2 separate regions of the Mus musculus genome follow, and region 2 is linked to region 1. The links are chromatin loops, found by intact Hi-C in ENCODE. Cell type or tissue: heart. All regions are shown on one strand. Each heading gives the region's core, and the rest is flanking DNA. Links, peaks and the distances in the headings are about the cores only. Region 1 holds the start of Rasgrp1 (RAS guanyl releasing protein 1). Region 2 overlaps Gm13982 (a long non-coding RNA gene).

The links. Hi-C counts contacts between places; a loop is a spot of excess contacts. Peaks named below come from ENCODE experiments on the same cell type or tissue, not always from the same donor. Only the 100,000 strongest peaks of a DNase experiment are listed, where the experiment ranks them.
Region 2: a loop joins it to region 1, with 6 times the contacts of the local background. A loop is called at or near these places in 14 of 42 quality-filtered maps.

What each region holds. Positions count from the first base shown.
Region 1 is chr2:117,339,054-117,347,388 of GRCm38, forward strand. Rasgrp1 (RAS guanyl releasing protein 1) reads right to left here and starts at 3,824. Exons shown (of 17, transcript NM_011246.3): 1 at 3,622-3,824. The coding sequence starts at 3,656. In heart, for the core only: a CTCF peak has its summit at 3,180 (motif pointing right); DNase peaks (open chromatin) are centred at 3,248 and 3,908; H3K4me3 peaks cover 1,412 bases; H3K27ac peaks cover 987 bases; H3K27me3 peaks cover 2,797 bases.
Region 2 is chr2:117,407,955-117,416,289 of GRCm38, forward strand. Gm13982 (a long non-coding RNA gene) reads right to left here. Exons shown (of 3, transcript XR_374899.1): 2 at 7,120-7,231; 3 at 6,438-6,974. Among named protein-coding and RNA genes, the nearest start is that of Gm13982, 5.6 kb to the right of the region's middle. In heart, for the core only: a CTCF peak has its summit at 4,229 (motif pointing left); no DNase peak of the experiment used is centred there.

The DNA.
Region 1 (8,335 bases), core at 101-8,100:
ATTCCATCGGGTCTTTACATTGATCCTCAACGAAGAGAAACTGGGGAGGGGTTGGCTCTGAGCTGAGCTGCCTGCTCTAGAACCGAATATAAAGTAACCATTTTGGATCTGGAAATGGCTTAGGAGTCTGGTGGCGCTTCGTCTGCTCATCCTTAGCTTGGCGTGATCTGGCTGATACAGGTCACCATGCAAAGTGTCTCATGCAGTATGTTTTATTTTCCTCTTTATTAAAAACCACACAGAGACCCACGTCTATAATCTTTGAAGGTTTAATAATGATAGGCATTTTTGCTGGTAGCTTTTTTTGCATGTTCTTAGTTCTTTTCTCATTGCACCCTTGGCTAATGTATAGTTTAACTGTCAAAGAAGAGAAGGAGTTAACAGTCTAGAAACATAGCACATACTAGAAACACAAGTCTGCATCGATTCGCCGCATACTTATTCCCATGAGTAAGATATTACAGTGGGCCAGGGGGGAGACCGTGGTGAGATGGCTTCTGTAACTTTCTCTGTAAATTATACATGTCCATAGCGTGTTAGTTACTCTTGTATAAAGCCATCTCATAGTTCCCTAATACACAAAGCTTTAGTAGGGGAATCTGACCAAGACAGCGAGTGTAACCACGTAACTTCTAGGTGAATGTCTCAAGATTGTCGAGGGCAAAGCAGAGGGCAAAGCACTTCCAGGGGCTGGGTGGAAGAGCTCCTCTGACAAGGTCTAAACCTCACTCAGAAGAGGCCAAACAAATCCTTAGTTAAAACAAGCAAGCAAGCAAGCAAGCAAGCAAGCAAGCAAGCAAACAAACAAACAAACAGAAATCCACCCCGCCCCCACCCTGGGCACACCTGGGTTTGTAGAAATCAGCCTGCACAAAGACAGTACCCTGAACACAGGACACACCACACAGCCAGACTCCAGGAGTCACCTTGGCCCTTCCAGTTCTGCTCCAACTTCAGAGCATCGGGCTGTGGTGTGCATGGAGCTCAGTTCCAAGCTAGGACCAATAAAGCACAGTCACCCTGGTGACTTGGAACATGCTAACCCAAGCCAACGACTCCCAAAGAATCAGGTTGGTGCTGCAGAAATCCACTAAACTCTTGACCACCACCGTCTTTTATCCAGACCCTGAGACTGTCAGATCAGTGTCTGAGAATAAACTGATAACCTGAAAACAGCAACAGTCTGCATGAAGTTTCCATGTTCCAAAGATACTGTGCAGGAATTTGCATTGTGTCTGAAGCTACAGTCTAGAAAGATACGACCTTGTGATATGAAACTGAGTCCTACACATACTGAGGCTGTTCATATGGGCTATCTCAGGGACTAGTATCTGGGGTCCCTCTTGCTTTTATTCATCTAGTAGGCTTTATTATTATTTTTTTTTACATGAAACTGTGTGTTTATTCCTGCACTGAAATTGGTGAGTAGATTGTCAAGAGCCCAAAAGGGCTTATTCAATGTATAACAACCGTGTGCTTCAGAAAGATGGCTGGTGATGCAGAGGCAGCGTCTCAGCTCTTCCTTGTTTAGTAGGTTCCTGAAATGGTCACCAGGACCCAAGAGCTGGCTAGTCGTCTCTCCACAGTCCTTTCCCAAACACCTACAGCTATGCAATAGAGATATATTGGCCACAGATGCACAGCAGGTTAGCAGCCAGCTTCCTTAGCACCAAGCCACACTTCCTAGCTTGGCTCCCTTCCCTTCCTAGAAAAAAGACAACTACCTAAACCTAGCCCAGTGAGGAGCAATTCAGAGGGCATGAGAAACTAGGGAAGGCAAAGTGTTAAAAGCCAACAGCACTCTGTGCACATGTAAGCTTTGTCTAGTCTCTTGACTGCTTGCCCTGGAAAAACTCTCAGGTCACATTCTCTTTTTCTTTCTTTCTTTACATTTTTTTTAAAAAGAATTTTTTTTAGCTTGTTTTGGTTTTGTTTGTTTGTTTGTTTTGTTTTTCTTTTTGTGAGACAGGGGTCTTACTATGTGGCTTGAAACTCTGTATTAGTCTTTTCTATTCAGTGCTGGGATTGCAAATATGCCCCCATCATACCTGATTGAAAACGAACAATCCTATCACTCCACCAAGATGCAACCAAAGGAATTAAAAGAAATATCTTAATTTCTTTCTTACATGATGCTAGGGACCAAAGTCAGGATTGTTGCATGCCAGGCAAACACTCTTCACCAAGCTAGATCCCCGCTTCACGTCCTCTGCCCTCTCCCCTCCCTCCACCTCTTGGTGAGATGGTTGTAGGTAAGGATTTTTACAGTGCTTTATGATAGGCAACTTTGAGAGTGCTTTAACCATCTGAAGAGTGAACAGCCTCTAATTCTACAAAGTCATGATTTTAAAGGGCAGTAGCCACACGTTTCCAGTTAAACTTATGAATTAAATAAAACAAAATAACAACAATAACAGCAAAAACAAAAGCTTGAAAGAAACCCAGTAACTTCAAGATGTTTTCTCAGCCCTGCAGTAGTTAGCGTCTGCCTTCCCCACCCCACAGAGCCTGGGGAGAGGTTTCGAAGTATGAACCGATTTGGGGGACTTAGTCTCCAGGCACAGTTATCCACAGGGCAAAGGAGGAAACAGAGGAGGGCCGGGACATCTCATAGTTGTTTATAAGAAAAGGCAGCTTTCACAGGGCCATTTCTGCTGAGTGTAGCTTCCAGTCCTGCCCCACACCGCCAATAATGCAGAGTTAATTCAATGGACTAACCCATTATAGTGTAGCGCAAGGTAAGGTTGAGAACACTCAGGGGATGATATGGCCCAACAGGGAATTTTAATGGGCATAGTTACAGATCAGGCATGGTGCCGTCATATCGGAGTCCACGTGAATGGCGTTGTGAAGGACACAACGTTCTCGGCCCTAACAAAGGCTAAGTGGTGTCCAGGCAGTTACGGGGTCCTGGTGTTTTGAGGACAAACACTAAATTTCTTGACATCCCTCCAACCCCCACCCCAGGCTCCTTATTGCTGCCCAAGAGATAGACTGTTCATAGCCATTCTTCCTTCACCTTCCGTCTCCCAAACATCTCTGTAGAGTATAAGGGGAGGGGTGTAGACTCATAGACCATTGATTTGGAAACTTCTTTTTCCTCAAAGGGCAGCCAAGCACTGCCACCTCCGCTTGCAGCCATTGCCGCCAGTCGCTCCTGAAAGGCCAGGAGAGTCCGCAAGGTGGCGCTGTCCTAGACCCGCGCCCGCAGCGGGTGCCAAGGGCACGGAAAGTGTGCGAGTGGGAGTTCCCGGGGGGTGCCCAGACCGAGAGCATCCAGGGAGGTCGACTGTTGTGGGCGCTGGGTAGGTGAAAGGTTTGGCTGGGCTCAGACCACTCCAGATCTGCCCAGGTGACCTGTGGCCTCGCCACCCCAGCAACCCCAACTCTTTCTTCCCGACCTGGTGTGCTGGACTCTGAGGTTGTCTGTATCACGCCTATCTTGACCTGGCTCCCAGGTCCCCGATCATGGTCTACCCCTGTAGGCAACTCTCCTCCGAGGGAGGCGCCCTGGTCGTCTAGTCCCTCCTGGTACCCACTGGAGAGGACCACAGGGCACACCGCTCAGCTATCCTTCCCCAGTAGAGGTGCAGCGCTCTCCGAGGAGACGCAGCTACTCACCGCGGAGCCTCTCTCGCCTTGCCCAGGGTTCCCATGGTCGCGGCTCTCTGCGCCCCTGGAGCCGTCTCACCTAGAGCGGTGGGATCGGCTCGGCCGGGCGCCGCGCATCCCTCGGCCGCCGCTGGCCCTCGCAGCCCGGAGCCGACCACTCTTGGAGCCCGGCGAGCCGACCCAGGCTCACCCGCAGGCACAAAGTTTGTGCGAGCGCGCTCCCTACGCTCGCTCCCGCGCGCGCACACACTCTCTCGCACCAACCACCTGACAGGCGTTGATGTTATCATCAGGCTGGAGGAAACGTGGGGCGCCCTCAGTTCTTCTTCGAATCCTGCCCCCATTACTTGGTAGCGCCCCGAGGAGTTGCGCCGCCCTAGCGTCTCCCTTCATCCCCGCCTGCCATTCATCTCTCCCAGCCCAAGAGTTAGGTCCGAGGGGTGCAGAGTGAGTTGCCCCGAAATTGACAAAGCTAGAGCCTTGCGAAGAGTTGCCTCCACCCAAGGCTACGAGTCCCCTAGGGGGGTGGGGGTGGGGGCTCTGCTGAGACCCTTTCCCGGATGGCAGGACTGTCTTGTATGTATCAGTGAGGGTACACAGTCGGGTCTGGGCAAGGAAGGCAGAACCCCCCTAAACTACTACGCACTTAGTTCTCTTTGGCATATTTAAAAAAAGAGAAGACTTAGCTGTGTGCACTGCACTACGGAGGAGGCGGTGGGTGTGGAGGTGAGCTGTCAGGTTAGAGGCTGCTGCTTGGGAGTTTGTGGGTGTGGTAGACCAAGAGAGCCAAGTGGGAGTGGAAGGCTAGGGGAGGGGCTTTCTTGCAATGTCAGCGTGCCAGCAGACCTGGCCAAGAGGGGAGACCTACCTGCTACTTGTCTGGAACATGGCCACGGTAATACCAACAGCTAATGCTGATCCAGTGCTGTTTCCTACATGTTACCTCGTTAAGCCACCCCTCCAAACGCAAAGAGGGCACTGCGTAAGATTTAGAGAACACCAGGCTCTCACAGCCAGTAAACCGAAAAGAGAGGTGGCCCAGACTGAGCTCTGCCTGGCGTCTCTAAGTCCCTGCTGGACTGGCCTAATAACACCCTCGTTATTGCTATCACATCCCGTGATCTTCCCAGCCACAACGTTCTGGACTTTAAGACCTCCTTCTGCTATAACGCGTGCATTTCCTCATGTTTATGTGCAATGTTGTCCTAGAAAAGAATTCAGGATCACTTACAAGAATACACAACCTACAAAAATAAGTATGAGAAACAACAGCAACAAAACAAGGCCGATAAAATGGGGCCAGAAGTGGAGAGCAGTCTAAAATTACATACCAATGTATGCTTACACATTTGGAAAACAGAATCTACTACACACTTGCTTCAAAGGGGTCAGCCAAGCCCAAGAGGAAGGTCTACATAGTTCAGTTCCTTACATATGAAAGACACCCCCACCCCCACCCCCCAAAAAAGGAAGAAAACAAAAAGAAACAGAAAAAAAATGTTTAAAAGATCCGAGGTTCTTGTCACAGAGCCTGAAAAGACGTTTCTCCTGAGGATACTCCCGAGCATTAGTGATGTCACCTCGGGGTCATGCAGGATGAGGGCAGAACAGATACAGGCAAACATAGAGATGAAGACGGTATGCAGGGTGGCGTCACTGGGAGCAGTTTTGGATGAGGTGAGAGCCCCCCTTACTTTTCCCAAAATGATGGAATACTTGTGATAGATCCAGATAGTACTCACCTGAGACCTCCCGTGAGCTTCACCTACTCCTCCCTCAGCAACCTGCCTCCCCTAACCTTCTAAAACTCATGTCAGCTTCCTTTCCCTCTTCACCTCCTGTCCTGTGCACAGTCTCCTGTGCATATGAAGCACTTCCAACTGGGCACCAACTGTCTCCTTCTTCCCACCCCATCTTGCCCCCTTTCCTGCTGCTTCTTCCCTTCTCACTGGTACAGCCCATGTCTCTGTGGCAGCCAGGATCCACTCAGTCTTTCTTCCTCTTCTCAATCGGGTTCTTAACGAAGGTCCACAGACCTTTTGCTCACCCGAGGGACTCCTTTGCAACCGCAGCCCTACTTTCTGGATATGTTTTTTTTCTTGGAGGAATGGTTTAATTGTCATTGGCTTTTCTATATGATCCAGGCTTAAGTGAGGTGGTTTCGTTTTTCTTTCATGGCTTCAACATGACCCACAGGGGTCCGCTGAGTATCTACACTTGGCATCTAGTAGAGACATTTCTCTCCATCATTCCCTTGTATTGTCACTTCCTTTCTGTCTCCAAAGCCACAAACCCGTGTGTATTCCCATCATCCCCCACCTGGATCTATGGGGTAGACTGCATTCCCTAATTTTGACATCTCCTTTCTCTGGACCGCCCCCCACCCCCTACACCACTGCATGGTTGCACTACTGTGTTCTTTCTCTGTTTCCAAACTTTAGGAACCACCCTCCCCTCCAATTACCTAGAAAATGAGAGTTAGATATCATAGCATTGTGTACTCTCATGGATGGACCCTCCTGTCTGGTTGGCCTCCAGCCGTGGTCTGCTGGGTACCTGACTTCTCACATTATACTCTCATCACTCCTGCCGTGCCCTTTGCTTGTGTGCTTGCTTCTGCCTTCCATCTCTCCTTACTTGGTAACCATACAAAGGTGGAGTTATACCCAGCCTATCTAGAATACCCAGGTTACCCTAGAGGGCAGACATGGGTACAGGCTATACACACCTTCTTCTGACCTGGCCTGATGACTGGCTATGCTTGGGGAATCTACATGGCATTGCCTAAGACTTAATCGCCCTTTTAAGATATAATTACCAGATGTCTCCCTAGTGTCATATGCTGTTCTTGTTACTGAGAGTCTTGGAGAGAACAAGACAGGCAAGGTCCTTGTGTTCATGAGCTCGCATGTCTAGTACATGGACAGTAACCAAGGCAGCAAATAAATGAACATATAAATATGTTGTGACTTTAAAAATCTCTCCCATCTAGAGATTGCCCCTTCAGTGCTAGGACACCACTATCCTCCTTGAAATGTCCAAGATGAGCTCCCCCCCCCATGGTCTGTATCCAAGTCAAGTTGCTGGCTCTGTAAGAAAAAGCCAGCATCCATGGGGCACTGGGCTCTAGAGGAGAGTGAAGAGACAGAGGGTGAAACGGGGTCAGATTATGGCCCAGTTGCTGACCATGGTTCTGTCTCTGAGGCAAGGGTACGTGGCCTCATTATGTATGTGACTGTGGCTGGTTGCTCCACAGTTTTCCTTGTTTGCTTGCATGTATGTGTATGTAGCTTGTGCATGCTTGATGCCCCCAGAGGTCAGGAGAGGGTGTTGGATCCCCTGGAACTGGAGTTAGGAGTAGTTCTGAGCCACTATGTGGGTGTTGGGAACCAAACACAGGTCCTTTGCAAGAGTAGTAAGTGGGGGAGGGGATGGGGGACTTTTGGGATAGCATTGGAAATGTAAATGAAGAAAATACCTAATTAAAATAAAAAAATCAAAAAAAGACAAAAAAAAAAAAAAAAGAGTAGTAAGTGCCTTTCACTATTGTGCCTTTGCTCCAGCCCCTGAACCGTGGGTTTTGGTTTTATTTATGGGCCTCTTAGTTTTTTTCATATGATCTGTTTTGATCCTATTCATTCCCCTCCCCTAACTGATTCTAGATCTTACTACACCCACCTACCCGAATTCATATTCTTCCTCTCTTAAAAAAAAAGCAAAACAAACCAGAAAGACAAAACAAACCAAAAAATTCAGTGACCCACACACAAATCATGGAGTCTATTTTGTGTTGGCCACCTGCTCCTGAGCATGAGACCTGCCCTGGAGCGTGGTTAATATACCCAGTGGATTCCAGTGGTATAAACTAATTTTCCGTCTCCCAAGGAGGTATTAACAGCAAATAGCTTCTGTGTTAGAAATGGGTCCTTGTAGCTACTTCCTTGTCTCTGCCCTGGGATTGTGTCTGGCTTGAACTTGTACAGGTCTATGTGTACTGTCCTAGTCTCTTAAGTTCACACGTGCATCAGCTGTGTGTGTGTGTGTCTGCAAGACACTGTTTCTCTGGAGTCATCAGTGTTCCTGGCTCTTAGAGTCTTTCCACTTCTTCTTTCATACATCTCTGAGTCATGAAAGGAGGACTTTTGACTAACAACAACAACAACAACAACAATGACAATAACATTGAATTTAGGCCTGAATGTTCCAAAGTGTCTTTCTCTCTGCACATTGTCATCTGCAAACCCATAGGCTTGTAAATATGGTCTTTGCTGTGACTCACCTCAGACCCAGGCTAGGAGGGCATGTCTCTGTGAGAGGTGATCCTTTGCTTCTGTCTTTCAGACCTGGGGTTAGAATTGGACTCTGTCTTTGTGTACATTGAAGTTCTCTCAGGGAGTATCTGTCTGGAGGAGGGCTTGTCATTGCTCCACTGCTCTGAGGTATCTTCACAGAAGTCCATTTGTTTGTTTGTATTTAAATAAATCTCGTGTAACTCCAACTGGCCTCAAATTTTCTATGTCACTGAGGATGGCCTTGACCTTGAACTTCTGCTCCTCCTACCTCTACTTCTAGAGTGCTGCTGGCATTGCAGGTACCTACTGATATACCTGGGTTATGCAGCGCTGGTTTATCCAGGGCTCAAGCAAGCTAGACAGTCATTTTACTAACTGATCTATCCCCAAGTCTTCAAAGGGGATTTTTATGAAGGTAATTACACTGTGTT
Region 2 (8,335 bases), core at 207-8,206, 69 kb after region 1:
TACATATATAGAGGCTACATCATATCCATATGTGACTAAACTAGACTTATACTAATATAACATTTCATTATTTGCAATAAAAAATAAATTTTAAATTAAACCTACTTAGATTAAGGTGATTATTATATGAACCTTTGAAGAAAAAGTTATAATCCAGAGTCACCAAATTTTAGAACATAATCTCAATTATAACAAGTCTCAAACTTCAGAATGCCAAGAAGAACAAATCATAAACTATAGTGGGAAATTATATTATGTTCACTGCTCAAAAACTGAGTGTTAAAGACCACAGAAGCAAATGATGGCGTAGGAATTTCAGCTAATATAGCCAGTGTAAAACTCATTTCTGTCAATTAAGGAATGCATATTTGCCTTAAGGGTGAAAGATTAAGCATGTAGCACCTTTGTTGTTTCTGAGAGTCCTCACAGGTTCCCACAGGGCTGGGCTGGTTTGCATCCCCACCGGCAGTATGCAGCTTCTTCCTGCTTCCTGTTGCTCTCCTCTCTGTGATGCATTCACTAGAGATACCTTTAAACCTGTGTGGCAGGCAGTACTTTTCTTAACAGCCATGTTTGGTATCAGCTCAGTTGCTCATCAGTGAATGATTAGAGTGGGAAAGTGTGGTTATGGCATGTACGTGCAACGGAACTGTTATTCATCATAGGAAAAGGAGCAGAACTCACGGGAAACATGTTGAGTGAAGTGAATCAGACTTGGAAAAGCAGAAGGAAGTTTATCTGGGAGCAGAAAGGGATTACTGACACTGGGGGAGGCTGACAAGGGAAGAAAAGGAGAATACGCCCCAAGCACCTCATACACATATATGAAAATGTCACAGTGACACCCATTATTTTTCCAATTAATATATGCCAAAAACTTACAACATTAAAAAAAATGACTACATGTGTTTCCTTGAGCTGTGGTGGATCTTGATGGCCAAATGTTGTGAACGTTTCCTAGATGTGTCGTGAGCACTCAGGGTTGAGAGCCCTGGTTATTTAGCAAGTGAAGTGGATGTATACACAAGCAGAAGGCTGAAACTAGACCCCTGTCTCTAATCCTATATAAAAACCAACTCCAAATGGACAATAGAAATAAGTGCAAGACTAACTCCAGGGTCACTGGAGGGATACAAAGGGAGATGCTTCGGACACCGGTACCTACTATGATGTTTTAGGTGATGCTGCAAAGAAAAAGGCTGCAAAATTAAACATTTGAGATTATATCAAATAAGAAACTTTTGATTCATAGAAGAAACTATTAAGAGGTAGAAGAAGCAACATATGGGATAGGAGAAAGCATTGCAAATATTTATCTGACAAGAGGTTAACATTTGGGACATAGGAAGAACTCAGAAAATTCAAAGGCAATCAAACAAATAAATTAAAAGGGAACTGGGTAGGCATTTATAGAATAAAAAAATAGAGGAAAGCTCATAGGTATATGAGAAAATACTCAACATCACTAACCACCAGGTAAACACACTTCAAAAACTCTAAGATGACAATGTCTTGCCCCAACTAGAATGGCTATAATGAGGAGAAAGGAAGAAAGTAAGAGAGAAAGAAAGAAAAGCAAGCATGCTGGAGCAGACAGCAGGGACTACTCTTACACAGTGTTGGTGGGAACATGATGTAGTCACTATGAAAGGCAGCATGGAAGTCCCTTGAAAATATAGAATGAGAACTACTGTATGGTCTATTGACCCTCAATTGGGTGTGTATCCAATATGAAATCATTGTATTAGAAAATAACTGCTTTGCATGTTTATTGAAGTTCAATTCACAGTAGCTAAGACACGGATTGGTATAGGAGTCCTTGGAGAATACATAAGGAAATTGTGATGTACATGGAATTTTATTCAGCCATAAAGAATGAATTCCCAGAGGGCATTATAGAAAATGAGATAAGCCAGGCACAGGGAGACAGGTGCTATGTGTTCTCATTCATATGTAGAAGCTAACTAAAGTGATGTTGACATCTCACACTAAAGGAGAGGAAGAATGAAGTCAGGAAGGGTGGACGGTTGGTACTCAAATGCTGTCAAATAAGAAGCCTGAACTCTAGTGCTCTAAAACACAGCAGGTGTTTATGGCTTGTGAAAACTGGCAAAATAGTTTATGAAGAACTAGTGGAGAGGAGCTTGAAGCTCCCTAACACACAGGAATGGCAATTATTTATGGAGAGATACTCACACTACTATGAGTAGGTCACCACATATTTTATGCATGTCAAATCATCACTCGGTATCTCAATCTGTGCGATTCTCATGTGATGATCAATAACAGCAAAAGAAAAAAAGAAGTTTACTTTTCATGTAGCAATGTGGATAATTCCCATCCAGAGAAACAAAACCAGTTCCAGAAAGAACATACCCTATATGCCAAATTTGAAACCATAGGCCAAAAATATTTGTGATAAGGGCATAAGATGTGTGTCACAAGATCACAAAAATATGTAACAGGTGATGACACCTCTGAGGAAGAAGGGGAGGGGACAGGTCAGGGGAGGACACTAAACTGTAATTGAATTACTGGATTTCTAAAATGTCAATCAAACAGCATGGTATCCTGGTAACATCCATCAGAGCTTAACAGACAGGTACCTGTTTATTATTATTATTATTTTATTCACCCCTCCCACAATCCTTTCCCCATCCTCCCTCCCATTTTCCTCTGACCAGATAGGGGACCCCTGGGTATCCCCTCTGCCCAGCCTGGCAGTTCAAGTTTCTGTGAGGCTAGGTGCTTCCTCTCCCACTGAGGCCAGACAAGGCAGCTCAGCTAGAAGAACATATCCCTCATACAGGCAACAGCTTTTGGGATAATCCCCGTTCCAGTTGTTTGGGATCCACATGAAAACCAAGCTGCACATTTGCTTCATATGTATGGAGAGGCCTAGGTCTAGCCCATGTATGTTCTTTGGTTGGTGGTTCAGACTCTAAGAGTCCCAAGGGTCCAGGTTAGTTGACTTTGTTGGTCTTCCTGTGAAGTTCCTATTCCCTTTGGTGCCGTCAATCCTTCCTCCTATTCTTCAATAAGAGCCCGCAAGCTCCATCCACTGTTTGCTTGTGGGTATCTGTATCTGTCTGAGTCAGCTGCTGGGTGGAACCTCTCAGAGGATAGCCATGCTACATTCCTGTCTGCAAGCATAACTAAGTATCATTAATAGTGTCTAGAATTGGTCTTAAGTTGGACCAGTTATTGGTTGGCTATTTTCCAAGCCTGCTCCAGCCCCATGCCTACATTTCTTGTTTACAGGATAAATTTTGGGTCGAAAGTTTGGTGAATGGGTTAGTATCTCTATTCCTTCACTGGGGTTCCTGCCTGGCTACAGGAGGTGGCCTCTTCAGGTTCCATATCCCCAGTGTAGTGAGCCACAGCTAAGGGCACCCCCATTGATTCTTGAGTGCCTCCCTTATTCCAGGCCTCTGTTGCAGATTTCCATGGACCATCTAGCCATTTCTCCTTTGATACTTTTGTATATTCAACATATTTCCTACTTTATAAAGGAATACAATGATTGCTATGTATCTATTGATCAGAGAAGGTGGTTGTAACCAATGTTTTTAAAAAATAATATATATAAATTCAGTTTCACAATATGACATTATTTTGATGATTCTGCTGTGTATCAGGATCTTCCAGGCGTCTGTGTCTCTGTGTGATCACACATATGGTGATGCACAGGAGGAGGTCAGAAGACAGCTTGCCAGAGTTGCTTTTCTCCTTCAATCTGGGAACCAAAGTCATGTTATATTGGGCTTGATGAGTCCCTTTGCCTGCTGAATCACTGCTCTGGCCCACATGAACAGGTTTCAAAGAAGTACTTCTCTCTCTCTCTCTCTCTCTCTCTCTCTCTCTCTCTCTCTCTCTCTCCCTCCCTCCCTCCCTCCCTCCCTCCCTCTCTCTCTCTCTCTCTCTCTCTCTCTCTGTGTGTGTGTGTGTGAGAGAGAGAGAGAGAGAGAGAGAGAGAGAGAGAGAGAGAGAGAGAATCAGTAAAAAAAAGTCTGCAGTAATAAAAAAATTAGTTTGCAGTAAAACTTCAAATAAAAGAAATATCTTTTAAAGCCAAGGATAAAAACTAAAAATACACATCTCAAAGGGAATATTTAACATCTGAAATAAGGCATGCATCCTATTAAAAAAGAGGCAGCTGCTGAAAATTCTATTGAGGTATCCTGCTCTGGCTGAAGAGATAAGTCTCTCTTACAGCTCTTCACTGCCCTCTCCAGGTCCTGTGGCTTTTCCTGAGGTAGGGAAGGTCTCCATCATCGTCAGCAGCCTGATGGGGAGGGAGGTGACAGCACTGAAGCACCGGAAATGCTGACTTGTAGTTGTTCCTTAGTCTCTCTAACTGTTGCTGCCACCTGCAATAGCACAGGCTGAAATGGGACTTCTCATCAGCTGATCTCCAAGCAAAGCGAAGGAATAAGCCAGCAGTCGCTAACTCCTATGACAGTATATGACAGTAGCAGGCTTTCCAAAAGGAACAGCATTCCATTGGGCATGATGGCACAAGTCTGTGACCCCAGCTAAGCCAGGTGAGAAGATGGCTTGACTCCAGTAGTTTGAGACCAGCCTGGATTCTGTATGAGACCTTGTAACACACACACACACACACACACACACACACACACACACACACACACACACCCCAAAACACCAAAAAAAGAAACACCTGGTAGACACGCAAGCCGGCATACTGGATCTGTGTGGGCAAAGCCCATGTGCTGCAGTGTGTCTGGGTAGAAATGAGTTGTGTGGTGCTCAAATGTAAATGAAGTCCCTGTGTTTGTCAACAGTGGGAACATGCACAATGTTTTTCTCCTCCAGGAAGAAGAGCTGCCAGGTCTTAGAAGAACAGGAGCAGTGCCTAGACTCAGAGGGAGAGAGAGGCATAAGTATTGGAACTCTGTGTCATGTTCTTGAAGCTGAGAAGAAGGAGAGAGAGAGAGAGAGAGAGAGAGAGAGAGAGAGAGAGAGAGAGGAGGAGGAGGAGGAGGAGGAGGAGGAGGAGGAGGAGGAGGAGGAGGAGGAGGAGGAGGAGGAGGAGAAGGAGAAGGAGAAGGAGGGAGGGAGAGAGGCCCACTCTTGGCAGAGGAAACAAGGGAACAGATACAAATAGAACTCAGTCAGAGGCAAAAACAAAATTATTTTAAATCCAATTTTTAGCCTCCTGTGAGAGTCTTCATTACCTGTTCACTGGAACCAGCCTTATCAGCCACCATCTGCCACTGGATTCACAGTGCTCATCTGGTCCATGAGCCTGTAGTACTAGAATGCTCCTGCCATTTGCCCTCTATATCAGTGGTTCTCAACCTTCTAATGCTCTTGACCTTTGAATACAGTTCCTCACATTGTGGTGACCCAGGCATAAAATTGTTTTCACTGTGACTTAATTACTGTAATTTTGTTACTGTTATGATTGAAATGTAAATATATTTAGAGATGAAAATTTATCAACGGGGTCATGACTGACAGGTTGAAAACTGCTGCCCTAGGGAGTTAGGACTTGGTGCTTCCTTTTTCTTTATCTCAGTCTTACTTAACAATGCTGGCTTACTCTTTTGCTAAAGTCTTAGTTCTAATTTCACCTTCTTAGGGGACTTCTAGATGGGATGTAATAAGAAATATTTGAAGAATAAATGACCTTGCCAGAAGTGGAAGGAGGGTGCCCTGCTAGGTGTTTCACAGACATGGAAACCAAAGGCATCAGACACTGATTGAGGTAACATCCCTGGGCTTATCCAGCCAACTACTGGTCATTCACCAGACTGCAGACATTCTGCTTTTCAATGTGTGGCATGGAGAAGCAGGCTCTGGGGGTACACTGTGATAACAAGCTACAGCCTGTGCTCTGAGGAACACCTCTGATGGCGAGCCACCATCTGGGCTCTCTGTGCACTTGTCTGACCATGACTCACAGCTGGAGTCTGGATGTACATCTCTGATGACAAGCCATTACTAGACTCTGGGAACACACATGTCCCAAAGAGTCTCACCGCACCCGTGCTTTGATGGTTAATGAAATGTGTTCAGCCCCCATCGTAGCCCTGAAGAGTGTCCTTACATCGTTTGTGTGTTGCTAGTTTTATGTAAGGTTATAAAAATATTTTAAAGGCTAGAAAGCCTAGAAATGGATATTTATAACATATCACAGAGTTAATTATAATAATACATAAAGAGCTTCTAAAACATGGAGGAAATGCCAACAATGGATTGGAAGTAGGATGTAGACACTGAACAGAAAAGAAATGAAAGCATTTTGTGAATATGTGAGATGTTCAGCTTCTCCTACAACATCAAACTTTGTACTCAATGGTCACTGAGATATAACTGTTTCTCTTATCAGATTGACAGCATTTTTTTTGGATAGACTCTGGAGAAATAATCACTCTACTATGTTAGTGGAGATATGTACATACCTCATTGGTGGGGATTTGACATATTTAATAAGATTGAATATGCATTTACCTTTTGACCCAGTATTTCAAATTTCAGGAATGTTTCCTAGAACATATACTAAATGCATAAAAAGACTCACGTGTAGCTACATTATAACAATGTTCACAATAACAGAGGATTAGTTAGCAACATGCTCAATAGGCTATGGAAGACCCAGTCATAGTGGAATACTATGTAGCTTTGCATAAGATGGATATTACTGTATACTCTCACCACAATGTTATGAATTAAAAGGCATAAGATAGAAAATACAGCACTCTAACATTTTCCCAATTAAAAGTAACAGAAATATATTTGTGAACTATCAAATTTAAAAATTACATGAAGTAGTGAGAGGGAAGAGTGTGGAGAAGACAGATGTAAAAATGAGAGAGTTTAATCCGGGTGTGGTGGCACGCGCCTTTAGTCCCAGCACTTGGGAGGCAAAGGCAGGCGGATTTCTGAGTTCGAGGTCAGCCTGGTCTACAGAGTGAGTTCCAGGACAGCCAGGGCTACACAGAGAAATCCTATCTCGAAAAACAAACAAACAAACAAACATTAACGTTGGTACAATATAAGCATCATCATAATAACAAAAATTAAGTAAAGATCAAAGAAGCAATCCTAAATATTTTTAAAGTGACTTAAAAAAAGGGCCATGGCTATACATACCTTGTGCAGTAAACCACTTGCAGTAATGTAGTAGAGGCAGCAGCAAAAACAAGTCAACAAAAGCTTGTTGCAGTTCACGCCTACTTTTGCTCTTTGACAAGGCTCCAGATCTCTATGTGTGAATCAATGAAATGATTGCATCAGTACATCAGCAACCAAGGTTTTCCACATTACATGGGAAAAGTACATGCTATCACAGAGGTGAGGCAAATCTTAGCTTTGCTAAAGTTGGACTAAAAGTATTTGCGAGAGCCCGGGAAGCCGGGTCTGCACATCCCAGTCTGGCAGATGTAATAACGGATACAGAATGACCTTTTATGTCTGTAGTATCTTTAACAGAGCAACGACAGTGCATCTTAAGTCTCCTGATAGACAGCGCCTTCCATGAAACATTCATGTAATGAAAGAGTAATCTTTAATCAAACCCACCTCCTAGCTCTACCAGCTATTGGCTCAGTGGAAACCGAGCAAATAGAAGTCTTAGGCAAAATGGTGAGGATGCAGTCAGTCGGATGCAGAGATGAGAAACTGTCCTACTGCGCACAACAAACCACTCAATGTACGCACAACAATTCACAGAAAAAAAAACAGATGAAAAGGAGACTCAGGATACCATTCAATGCAAAAGTTTCAGCCCTGGTTTGAATAAATCAAGTCTATAAAACTGATGCGCATACCCAGCAAGTATGCAAACCCCCCTGGTTATCTTATACGCATGAACATGGTCTGCTGCTTTTAAAGCATTATTGTGACTATTTTGAGATGTAAAAACTGATATCGTGGCTAGGCTTAAAGGGAACTCATCTCCATAATGCTTAGCGTTTGGCTAGTCTTCTTTCTGCCACCTGAGTCTTTCTTGCTGCATGCTAGCCTTTCACATCTCACATATGAAATGACAGATGCAACCTTATGCCCCTAACTAATGAGCACACGGCTTCATAGCTGTGGCCCCTTTGAGTACTGTGATTCTTGCTCCTTGTATGTATGCATTTCTTTTTGAAAATCAAAGCGATCTACATTGAACAGGCATTGACTATTTTTTACTGCATTGTCTTGCAAATTATCCAGGAGTTAAGAAGGCTACCAGTTTACTTAAAGTATTGGTTTTTTTATCAAAATACCTGCCCAGAAAGTTTCTTAATGAAGAGCTGTTGAATTCAACTCAAGTCTATGGAATGCTGGCCACATGGTAGAAACTACCCAGCCTGATCTGAGC